Regions from separate parts of the Mus musculus genome. Here region 2 is linked to region 1. The links are chromatin loops, found by intact Hi-C in ENCODE. Cell type or tissue: heart. All regions are shown on one strand. Links, peaks and the distances in the headings refer to the core of each region. The heading gives the core; the rest is flanking DNA. Region 1 has its middle 3.1 kb from the start of Dlx5. Region 2 overlaps Gm20619 (predicted gene 20619).

Evidence for each region. Hi-C counts contacts between places; a loop is a spot of excess contacts. Peaks named below come from ENCODE experiments on the same cell type or tissue, not always from the same donor. Only the 100,000 strongest peaks of a DNase experiment are listed, where the experiment ranks them.
Region 2: a loop joins it to region 1, with 2.2 times the contacts of the local background. A loop is called at or near these places in 10 of 42 quality-filtered maps.

Annotation. Positions count from the first base shown.
Region 1 is chr6:6,883,695-6,886,616 of GRCm38, forward strand. No RefSeq gene overlaps it. Among named protein-coding and RNA genes, the nearest start is that of Dlx5, 3.1 kb to the left of the region's middle. In heart, for the core only: a CTCF peak has its summit at 1,438 (motif pointing left); no DNase peak of the experiment used is centred there; H3K27me3 peaks cover 816 bases.
Region 2 is chr6:6,298,103-6,301,024 of GRCm38, forward strand. All of the region lies in intron 1 of Gm20619 (predicted gene 20619), which reads left to right. Among named protein-coding and RNA genes, the nearest start is that of Gm34749, 24 kb to the right of the region's middle. In heart, for the core only: no CTCF peak of the experiment used is centred there; a DNase peak (open chromatin) is centred at 1,299; H3K27ac peaks cover 1,342 bases.

The DNA.
Region 1 (2,922 bases), core at 224-2,723:
TCAGGTGCACATGGGCCCCATAAACCCAGGCTACTGTTGCTTTTCCTTGGCTGTACAACTTCAGCTTTTGTCAACAACGAGAGGGAGCTAGCATGCAGCAGGGCCACCCCTTTCTTCATCTGGAGTCCCTACTTGCAGCCTTGGTGTCTCTAGATTTCCCTTCTGACACAGATGTGTGGGTTTAACAAATGTTTGCTGTTCCTTGACACTGATCCCTTGCCTTTGATTTTCATGTGGCTGTCCAGGCTCTAGATTTGCACTGAGTGTCTTCAAGGAGGCAAACGTACTGCTGACCTTACTGGATTATGATTGCGGTCTGCTCTAAAGATGCTCACCTAATCCATGGGGCCTTACAAATCAATGCCTTGAGCTGGTCAAAGTGTTCAGAGGTTATAAAAAAAAAAAGTGCAGAGAGATGGGTGATCCCATCACAGGCCCCAATTTTATTTACTATAAATTTAAATGTAATAACCAGGAGGAAAAAGGTCAGCATGGTCATTATCGCCAGAAGGAGTCTAATAGTTCTCTTAAACCTTGGTGAGAAGGCAGCTTCCCATGACCCTGATACTGGAAACTGCAGATATACTTCATGTTATATTGGTAAGATAATTCTACATCTTGCTAGCATTTACTCGCTGCTTCCTTTTCTCAGTGGAGATATGCATTTACACATATGGATGTACACACATACATTATTGCACATGTCTGTATATATTACACATATATACACATATACGCATGTAAAGATATATTACACACAAAAATGTATTTATGAACAATGAAATATATATATACATATATGAATAATGAAAAAGGATGGGTAAGGAGAAAAGAATGCGCCATCTCTACATATAACCTGAAGTGCTGAAAGACTGGCCTTTATGCAGATGTAAACCTGTTGTAGTAAGTCCAGTTCAGGGTGAAATCACCAACTTGGAGCCTCTTTGAAATTCACCAATCTCAACTTTCTTTATGGCTTTTCTGAGTTGAGTTTTGTCACTTTCCATCCTTTCCTTAAATACAGTCAAGTAAGGGCCACTATAGACAGCCTCGAGTCTGCTCACAATATGTAGTCCTGTTTCCTTTCACAAGGACACTCCCTGTGTTCTGTGTGCTGCAGGCCGAGCTACAAGTCTGGTCAGCACTTTTGGAGCCACACTTTGGGTTTTTTTCTGGCCAGGGATGTTAATTTTGTCAGTTCTGAGGAGGTGGATCTGACGCCATGGCTAGGGATAGTACACTAGTGCTTCTCAAATCCCAACTGACGCATCGGCGGAGAAAGGATCCCATAGTATCACAAATTCCTCCAGCAAAGCTCCCTGCTGAGACATGTAGGGAGCCTGTAATTTCTTTGGGTAGCTGAAGTTTGCAAAGGGCTTGTGGCGATGGGGGGGAAAAGACCCTAAAGAAGCGCAAGCCTTTACCACGAGCGCCACCCAGTGTCCGCCAGGAACAGTGTGGATTCAGCAAATGTCCCCAGCTCAGAATCACTCAGGCTGGTCTTGAAAGGCGGTCATGTTTTGTCTCAACTTCCAATAAACCCTTTTCTCCATACCACGCTTTTTCCTTTCTCTCTTACATAGTTGTGAGGCGATTGGAGGACGTTGAGAGTCATCCTCTTTCTAGACAATCTGAGGCAGCACTCCCCTTTCCATGCAAATGAGGGCCAGTCAGGCTTCTGCTGGAGAGTGGTGCCACTCTGAGTCAACAGCGTAAACCCCACGGAAGGCGAGTTTGTACGGGTATGCCATTTTATATATTTTATATATTCACTTATTTAGATGCAGAACCTCATGTATCCCAGGCTGGCCACGAACTTTCTGTGTAAAAAAGGATGGTGTGGTGCTGGCCATCTAACTCAGGGTTTGTGCTTGCCTCATCTGTCAGCTGAGCTACCCCTTCCCCAGTAGGTCAGATAAATTAATGGCAATATTAAGTCTTTTCCCTTTTCTGCTCCATCTGAAAATCTCTTTAAGTGGGAATAGAGCATCCCTTAACTTTGAGTGTGAGACTCACTTCAATGCACAAAAAAAATCTAAGGTTTTGTTTTTAAAGATGGGAACTTTATATTACATTTTACACAGCATTCAGATACAGGATTGCATAATATATGCTGGTGTTACACATGCACACTTGATGTAAGCAAGGCTGTCTTGGATATATATATATATATATATATATATATATATATACATACATATATATATACACACACACACACATATGTATATATATGTGTGTGTGTGTGTGTGTGTGTGTGTGTGTGTGTATGTGTGTATCAGGGTCACATCTGCTTTTTTTTATTAAAGTCTTGTGCTTTGTCTTTTTCTTTATTTGCCACGGAGAACTGCTAGCAGGGAAGGTCTCTGTTGTGTTTTTATTGATCATGATTCATGGAGGGCGTGTTTGTTTGTTTGTTTGTTTTTGTTTGAGACAGGGTTTTTCTGTGTAGCTCTGGCTGTTCTGAAACTTACTCTGTAGATCAGGCTGGCCTCAGTCTCAGAGATCTGCCTACTTCTGCCTCCCACATCCTGGGATCAAAGGTGTGTGGGCATGGATTGTGTATTTATTTATTTATTTATTTATTTATTTATTTATTTCACAGATCTCAAAAACAAGACTGATTGGGTCATGCGTTCTGTGAAGGCAGATCTGAGTAACCACTTTATTTCAATAACACCATAGCTATCTTTGAGATAGAGCACTATGATTGCATAATAACTTAGTAAGTTATTAAAGGAATAGCTCTACACTGTTCTGTATGATGGCCATGTGACTGCAGTTCTATGGATCGATATGATTAGATGAGAGTAGTGACTGGGAAAACTAAGGAACAAACTGCTGATCACTGATGTTGGCGATGCAAGTGAGTGGCCTGTGCTACCCACTCTGGTCAAAAACTGACTCTCTGAGGTGGTTATG
Region 2 (2,922 bases), core at 181-2,680, 590 kb before region 1:
GGTCAGTGTCTTTTTTTTTTTTTGTAACTTTTAAATTTTTATTTAATCAATTTATTTTACTTTTCACCTATGAATGTTTTACCTTTTGGATCCTCTACAACTGAGGTTACAGATGGTTGTGAGCCACCATATGGGGTTGGTGATAAAACCTGGGTCTTCTAAAGGAGTAGCAAGTGCTCTTAACCACTGAGCCATCTTTCCATTCCATGTGGTCAGCATCTTTATGATAAAAAGTTAAATCATGTTCCTAATGACATAATGAAGTGATGAAAAGTTTAGAGTTACTGGGTAGATTTTAATTGACCTTAAAATACATACAAAAGGAAGCTTTTTGTCTAATGGTGGGTCATCAAGCAGGATGAGGTCACAGTGAAGCCAAGATTTGTGGTCATGCCCACGTTGGGCTTCAGAGCTCATTCACATGAAGATCTGGGCATATCTCTCACCGCTCTGAACTCCCGCTTCCTTAGCTCTAAGATGATGTCTATACAGAACCTCTCTACTTTCCTAGATCCTTACAAGAACTGAATTAAACGAGAGGGCTTATCTAAGTCCACGCTTTGTTCTTCTTCAACAGCAGGAATGTCTTGAGTCTTTGGCCCTTCATCCTCCAGTCTCTAACACACATCCAGCAGGCATCTGACAGATTATGTTACATTGCATGTTAGGCACAAGGCCCTGAGTTGGATCCCCAGCACTGCATAAATCGATGGAGTGTCACATGCCTATAACGACAGCACTTTGGGGACAGAGGCATGAGCAGCAGAGGTTCAAGGTCATCTTTGGTTGCCCAGCAAACCTGAGGCCAGACTAGACTACATAAGACACTGTCTCAATTTAAAAAAAAAAAAAAAGGTTAGATTGTGTTGCTCTTTAAGCAAGCCACTCTCTGTTGCTTGAACCTCTTTAATGAGTGTGAGCTAGACCGTCCCAGAGGGCACTTCCTCCTTAGGCCCATCATACCGGATCAAGCTGCCCTTCTCTGATGAAGTACAGCATTGTCTTCCTCAGCTGCAGCCACTGAACCAATGATTCCATTATATCATGTGGCTTTCCTTTGGCCCCCATTCATTAATATCCATGCAATGTCATTTGTCCTATGAAGGGATTTGCCATTCAGTATTGCAAGGTCTGTTCTGTGTTAGTTAACAACTACCCACAGTGGGCAGCTTAGCACACTGCTCAGCAGGAAATCACATTGCAAATGATTTGTTTTATTTTAGTCCTGTCATCCCGGGTAGCTCTGCATTGCTTTATCTGAGCTTGCGAAACAGCCCTGAATGTGAGCAGTCAGAATCAAGTCATGTTCTCACCCTTCAATGCGCTTGGCACGTTTTCTTTCCGGACACATCCAGTGGATACTGTGCAGACCTTCTCCAGCTAATCTCAGGAAGGCTGAAGTTTTTAGACGGCTACCCTTCATATTTAGGGGTAAGTGGCAAGTGCAGGAAATGCTTCCTTCTGTTTGGGTTGTGTTTTCTTAGCGTGGGGAGGAATTATAACGTAATGGGATTGATTAATGACCCCGACAGGAGACACAGCCCTGGAGCTGGAAGTGAGTGAGCAGAGTGCCTAGTTTGCTTTTCAACCTCCCAAGATCTTTAGCAGCTATACAGCGCTTACCTCCCCAACTTACTTTGCGGAGTAGATTCTGTAGTTTTAAAATGTGCTTTGCATGGAAGGCCCAGTGCTCTCTGTAGAAGTCTCTGGGGATGGTTACCTCCAAAATAAAATGATAACGGTGCCTCATCTCGCGGAGAACATTTGAATTTGCTTGGAGTCACTTTTAAAAGTGTTATCACTTCATCTGCTGATATATTAGATATAGTTGTTAATAGAATTTTACTAATTAATAGATAGCCTCAATGCAAAAAGATAAGACATTGACTGCTCTTTAGGAAAAAAAAATGTTGTAAGCTGTAGCAAACTACTCTCATGGAGATTTCTTTGTGGTAGTAGAGATAGCAACCCATGAGGAATTAAATGAAAAGATAAACTGTGTGTGATTGCTTCACCAGCCACAGTGTGGGGTGAAATCTGGCTGTTTAAAGCTATGGGAAGTGACAAGGGGCCTGCTTTGGGTTGGGCAGCCAGGTGAGGTTACTCTGAAGACCATTAGAACAGAAGCTTGATGGGAGAGAGGAAGAATGTGAATGGGTAAACCTGGAAAAGGCAGTTCAGACAGATGGACAATGGAGTGTGGGATTGCGGTAGAGAATGTGATCTCTGTAGTTTAGCTGAAAATCCCAGTTCTGTGCCTTGATTAGTTTTCATTGTCAATGTGACCTGGGAAGAAGGAACTGCAACTGAGATCCTGATCACATTAGCATGTTGGCCTGACTGTGAGGCATTTTCTTTATCTCTGATGTAAGAGACCCCAGCCCACTGTTGGGGGTGCCATTCCCTATACAGGAGGACCTGAGCTGTGTAAAGCCCTGGTGAAGCATCAGCCTGTGACTGAGCTAGAGAGTGAGTAAATAGCATTCCTCCATGCTTTTTGCTTCAGTTCCACTTGAATTTCTGTCCCAACGTCCCTTCAATGGCTTGTAACCTGGAAGTGTAACCAAAATAAGACATTTTCTCCCTTAAGTTGCCTTTGGTCAGAATGTTTTATCATAGTAACAAAAAAGCAAACCAGAACACTCTGGGGCTTCCCTTTCTGCAGGAAACAGTAAAGACAGTGGAATTTACTGAGACGTTTCTGTGCACTGAGCATGTGCAAGATCTTGGGTTCAGTTCTCAACACAACAGACATGACAAAAGTGAAGCAAACAGGAAAAGCCAGCACCTACCTCCTGTGTGTCAGTTAACACGTGGAGCCTTTCTACACTTATTTTTGTGTTGAATTCTCTCATCAGCTCTGCAGCACTCACATGATCCTTAAATCCACCCTACCGGCAAAGAATGAGACGTGGAGGGTTC